2 separate regions of the Homo sapiens genome follow, and region 1 is linked to region 2. A link is an interaction called in ENCODE POLR2A ChIA-PET data of the cell type or tissue named here. Cell type or tissue: Panc1. All regions are shown on one strand. Each heading gives the region's core, and the rest is flanking DNA. Links, peaks and the distances in the headings are about the cores only.

Evidence for each region. Peaks named below come from ENCODE experiments on the same cell type or tissue, not always from the same donor. Only the 100,000 strongest peaks of a DNase experiment are listed, where the experiment ranks them.
Region 1: POLR2A ChIA-PET joins it to region 2 with 9 read pairs; 2 of 35 experiments call an interaction of 5 or more read pairs at or near these places.

What each region holds. Positions count from the first base shown.
Region 1 is chr6:7,697,096-7,700,019 of GRCh38, reverse strand. It overlaps LOC105374906 (a long non-coding RNA gene), which reads right to left. Exons shown (of 4, transcript XR_926437.4): 3 at 1,895-2,033; 4 at 38-1,661. Among named protein-coding and RNA genes, the nearest start is that of BMP6, 28 kb to the left of the region's middle. RefSeq lists an enhancer at 1,450-1,744. In Panc1, for the core only: no CTCF peak of the experiment used is centred there; DNase peaks (open chromatin) are centred at 1,715 and 2,009.
Region 2 is chr6:7,955,415-7,958,338 of GRCh38, reverse strand. All of the region lies in intron 4 of BLOC1S5-TXNDC5 (BLOC1S5-TXNDC5 readthrough (NMD candidate)), which reads left to right. Among named protein-coding and RNA genes, the nearest start is that of TXNDC5, 46 kb to the right of the region's middle. In Panc1, for the core only: no CTCF peak of the experiment used is centred there; no DNase peak of the experiment used is centred there.

The DNA.
Region 1 (2,924 bases), core at 174-2,673, 260 kb after region 2:
AAAACTTATAATCCAAAAGACCACCAGGATGACTAAATAGTAGAAAGAAGAGCTTTATTGGTGATATCAGTTGCAAGCTGGAAGAGAAAGTCTCCAGCATGGACCAAAGATGCTCTCTCTTCAAACAGGGGAAGGACAGGTTGGGTCTCATTCCTCTGAGAGTCTGTATTACACAATAGAGTCATACGTATTCAGCAGGTTTGGGGTAGAAGCTATACATATTTATGAGGAGAGCCAAGCACAGGAGCAATGAATAAACAAACATGTAATATACATCCCATATTCACTTTGGGGCAAAAGGTGAACTATAGGACACAAAGACAGTGTGTGTGCAGCCTCTATAAGCTGGCTGAAACTGGCTTAAGGTCTGCAATTGCTCATCAGAAAAGAATGTTTGTAAGGCCTGTCCTCTGTCCAATCAGAATAGTAGTGGTCTGGATTGCAAATTGGAGTTAGGATAATTTGCCCAATAGCTCCTATTGTTAGGGAGTTTAGCAAGAGTGTGGATTTTCTTACAGGAATTTAGAAATTCGCAAGGCCAGCTGGGCCCTAAGCTCTCAATCCATAGGTAAAATTTTTTTTTCTTTTTTTTTTTTTTTGAGACGGAGTCTTGCTCCATCACACAGGCTGGAGTGCACTGGCATGATCTCAGCTCACTGCAACCTCCGCCTCCTAGGTACAAGCAATTCTCCTGCCTCAGCCTCCTGAGTAGCTGGGACTGCAGGTGTGTGCCTCCGTACCCAGCTAATTTTGTATTTTTAGTAGAGACGGGGTTTCACCATGTTGGCCAGGATTGTGTTGAACTCCTGACCTCGTGATCCACCCACCTCTGCCTCCCAAAGTGCTGGGATTACAGGCGTGAGCCACCTCACCTGGCCAACTTTTTGTTTCGTTAACCTTAAGGTCCTTCTTCATTGATAAAGTAATGTCTACTTTGGTCTCCCAGATCACAATCTCAATCTATTTTCCCAAAGAGAAAATTAATCAGGTAAAACAGTTGATTAATGATTAGCAAATAACAACAAAAAACACCTTAATACTTTAGTCCTTAGAATCCTTAAGTCTAATCATAATGCTTAAAAAAACAGCACTTCATATTGACGATAATGTAGTTCTTCAGGTAATAAAAAAAATTTAAAAAATAAAAGCACTTCATAGATAAGGGACAAATATTATTTTTTTTCATCTCCCTTTCTTATGTTCCCACAAATGGGAAAACTGGGGTTATCTTCAAGTTTACATGGTAATTTAAAAAATGAAAGCAAAAATCTAAAGGATGTTGATAAATATGCTAATATATTGCCTGCTGAAGTCCATGCCTGTTTTCCATTCGGTGAGGTCTAAGCTTATGGCTTCATTTTGTGAATATAAATTAGTGAAAAACAAAAACAAAGGCAGAACCAGTCGATATGGGCTTTCTGTCATCTTCAAATGGGGAACTGCAAACGTTTAAATCAATCCCCAGTCCTATTTTTGGTTTGAGGGAGACATATATCAACACAGATTTTTTTTTTTTTTTTACCTCTGAAAAGTAAGTCACTACTTACGTAAAACAAACACCCCAGAAAGGAAAGCTTCATCATCCTCCGCCTGCAGTGGGATTTGGGGAAGTGTGCTGACGCAACTCAGATTTTCAATTGCCAAACAACGACTGAGCTCATCTGTATGGAGTTGGTAAATTAGAAAAGGTAAACGACAAGAAATGTTGCGTAATGACACCATAAGAAAAAAAAAGTCATTTCTGAGTTTGCTGTTCTTTAAACTCTTTGAATTCTTGCTTCAGTGGCTCTGTTGAGTCACAGCTGTGATCCATGTTGGCATGAACCAAAAATAACATGACTAACTGCAAAGGTTACAGGGTTTTGGCCAGCTTTTTACGGCCACACAGCAGTACCTTTCTGTTGAGTGGAAATGTAACATTTAGCTTGTAAGGCAAATCTTTCTCAAGCAGGTTCTTATTCAAAGTTGTTTTAAGTCTTCCCAAGGCGTTGTTTCTGCTCTGCTGAAAGCTGGAGTCAGCAGACTGCTAAGGTCTGAAAGATACAGAATTTAAAGGACACACTTATCTTAGTGCAACTTCCTGTAAACATCCTATGCCTGACAAGACCACTAATGGAGAAAATGTAGCACGTTGCTTAAGTAACATAAAATGAGTACTACATCTGACTTCCATTAGCAAACATAAACGCTTTTCAGACTCCTTTCCCCTTCTTCCCCCTCCTTCCCCCAAAATGGCACTACGGACTGCTTCACTTTTTCCAATCCTACAGTGATATTTGGAAAGTTCCATTTGCTTCCGTGAAGAAAAATACAGAGAAGGAAAAAATACATAATAGCCATCTATCATCTTGTATGTGAGGCTGCTTGGTTATGGGATTCTCCCCTCCCCACCAGAAAACTCTGTGTGTTCTATGACTAATTTAGGTATCATGGTGATAACCCTATTTTTCTCTAAATAAATGACTTGTATATTCAAGTAATTTTTTGTTTTGTAATCTCTCAACGAGGGTTTGGTTTGCCCTAATCGATCTTTCATTCATTTTTGTCATTTGTTCATTTTGTCATTTTGTCACTTATTGGACAAATATTGATTAAATGCCTATCATCCTATAGGATGACAGTAGTCAGTGGCACCAGACACAGTGCTTGCCCTTGTGGCAGGGGATTTAGTAGGAAAGACTGACGTGAATCAAAGAATCACAAAATAAGTTTGATAAAACAATTGGGATAAACACTCCAATTTTGTGTTGACAAAACAATTGGGATAAAGGTTCCAATAAAGGGGAACAACACACTTTAATAGAACGTAAGGGGCCTGGCACAGTGGTTTATGCCTGTAATCCCAGCGCTGTGGGAGGCCGAGACTGGCGGATCACCTGGGGTCAGGATTTCAAGACCAGCCTTGCCAACATGGTGAAACCTCG
Region 2 (2,924 bases), core at 115-2,614:
GTGAAACCCCATCTTTACTAAAAATACAAAAATTAGCTGGGCATGGTGGTGCACACCTGTAATCCCAGCTACTCAGGAGGCCCAGGCTGGAGAATCGCTTGAACCCAGGAGGCAGAGGTTACAGTGAGCTGAGCTTGTGCCAGTGCACTCCAGCCTGGGCAACAGAGTGAGACTCCGTCTCAAAAAAAAAAAAAAAAAAAAAGAAAAGAAAATTAAAGTGTAAAACATGGTGTTTTGATGTAAGTATATCTTATGTAATAATTGCCACAAACAAGCTAATTAACATACCCATCACCTGAGATAGTTATTCTCTGTATGTGTGGTGAGAACACTTTAGGTCAGTCTCTTAGTGAATTTCAAGTACACAGTGCAGTATTATTGAGTGTAGTCACCATGCTGCACACTAGAGCTCTAGGACTTACTCATTAACTGGAAGTTCATACCCTTCCGTCAACCTCTCCCCATTTACTCCGCCCTCCCCCAGCCCCTGGAAATGACCTTTCTCTGTTTTCTTAAGTTTGACTTTTTTTAGATTCCACATAAAAGTGATATCTTGCAATATTTGTCTTTCTGTGTCTGGCTTATTTCACTTGGTATATCATCCTCCAAGTTTATCCACGTTATTATAAATGACAGGATTCTTTCCTTTTTTAAGGCTGAATAATATTCCATTACACAGTCTATCCTCTTGGTTTGTCCAACTTACAAGTTTTTTTCTAGAGATAAATGTTTCTTAATGTAGATGAGGGTATTTTAATAGTTACGTAGTAGGAAAATTAGATTGTCTAAAACGTATTTAAGTCTTTGTTAACATATTCATTTGATCAATATAGAGTATTTGTTTGGGACCAAGTTCTTAGAATACAAAAGCCAATAAGAAATAATTCCGGCCCTCAAAAAATTTGTAATGTGATTAATATGCGGTTTAGTTTGTTCAGAAGATACAGACTTTTTTGAGAGGAAAACAGTAATCTGATGCCATATGAAATTCAAATATTCTCACACATTCTACAAGTAAGCTTTTTATTTTTTCCTTCTTATTAAAAATATCAAACTTATTTATCTTGCCTTTGCAAGATAAATGGTAAATATCTATTCTGAAACTTTATTTCTAATAAACATTATAATTTATATATATTATATATCTGTGTGTGTATATATGTACACACACTGTAAAAGTATGTGTAAAAACAGTATGTATAAAAAAAGTACTTGGAGCTAATTTATATATATCTGTGTGTGTGTGTGTATACACACACAGATATATATAAATTAGATCCAAGTACACACACACACACACACACACACACACACACACACTGATATATATAAATTAGCTCCAAGTCCTTTTTTTTTTTTGTGGGGGGGATGGAGTCTCGCTCTGTCACCCAGGCTGGAGTCCGTGGCATGATCTCGGCTCACTGCAACCTCCACCACCTGGGTTCAAGCAATTATCGTGCCTCAGCCTCCCGAGTAGCTGGGACTACAGACATGCACCACTATGCCTAGCTAATTTTTGTATTTTTAGTAGAGACGGGTTTCACCATGTTGGCCAGGCTGGTCTCGAACTCCTGGGCTCAGGTGATCTGCCTGCCTCGGCCTCCCAAGGGGCTGGGATTACAGGTGTGAGCCACCACGCTCAGCAGCTCCAAGTACTTTTAAAAAGGAATCTCAGTTGGGCATCCTGTATAAAAATACAGTCCTGAGGAGTAGTCATTTTCATTAGTGTTTTAGTTTTACATATTCATTGTAGAAAATTTAGAATACACAAACCAAAAAGAAGAAAATAAAATTATTCATAATCCTATCATTCAGACACCACCACTGTTGTTTCAGTATATGCCTTCCAGCCTTTTATAATCTACAATAATAAACATTTATGTGCATGAGCAACAGTAACATCTCAGCATGATATAAGCCTCTCACATGCAATGTCTCATGTAATTAATGGGCTCAGGCTCTGATGTGTTTCCTGGCAGTTTTTAAATTAATAAATTGTGCGACACTTTTTTTTCATTAAATACTCTACTAAGATACCACTTTAAGTAACTGCATAATATTTTAAATAAATGTATTTAATCAAATTTTTTATTTTTTGAACTTTTTTTTGCTATTATAATAAATACTGTTGATGACATGTACTGTTTGCAATAACAAACAAAACAAAACCCAACAAGGAAGAAAATATTTTGTTACCTCCAAGAATTTTTTTTTTTTTTTTTTGAGACGGAGTCTTTCTGTGTGCCCCAGGCTGGAGTGCAATGGCACGATCTTGTCTCACTGCAACCTCCGCCTCCCTGGGCTCAAGCGATTCTTCTGCCTCAGCCTCCTAAGTAGCTGGGATTACAGGTGTGTGCCACCACACCCGGCTGATTTTTTGTATTTTTAGTAGAGACAGGGTTTCACCATGTTGTCCAGGCTGGTCTCAAACTCCTGACCTCAGGTGATCTGCCCGCCTCAGCCTCCCAACGTGCTGGGATTACAGGCATGAGACTCCGTGCCCGGCCTCCAAGATTGTTTTTGTTGGATCGATTCTTAGAAAGAGTTCTGAACACCAGGACTTGGGCAATTTTTAGCCTATTACTAGATATTACAAGAGATATTCTTCTTGTATTCAGTGTTTATATGTCCACAAGAAAATGGATTTAATGATTATCTGGTATTTTTCAGTAGTGTAAACAATCAGTTAATTTAGTACACAGAGTGAATGACATCACTCATGAGCTGCCTCTGCAGCAGCCACAAATTCTGAGTTGCTGGGAACTCATCTGACTGGCAAAATGGTGGAACGCTTTATTGGGCTCATGATACCTACTTAAAACACTCAGGGAGGCCATGCAGTTGCCTTTTTTTCAGCTCAAAGGAATAATTCTATTAAGTTTTTATAGGCTTAAATGCCTAATGAACGTTTTTATAGTTTAAAA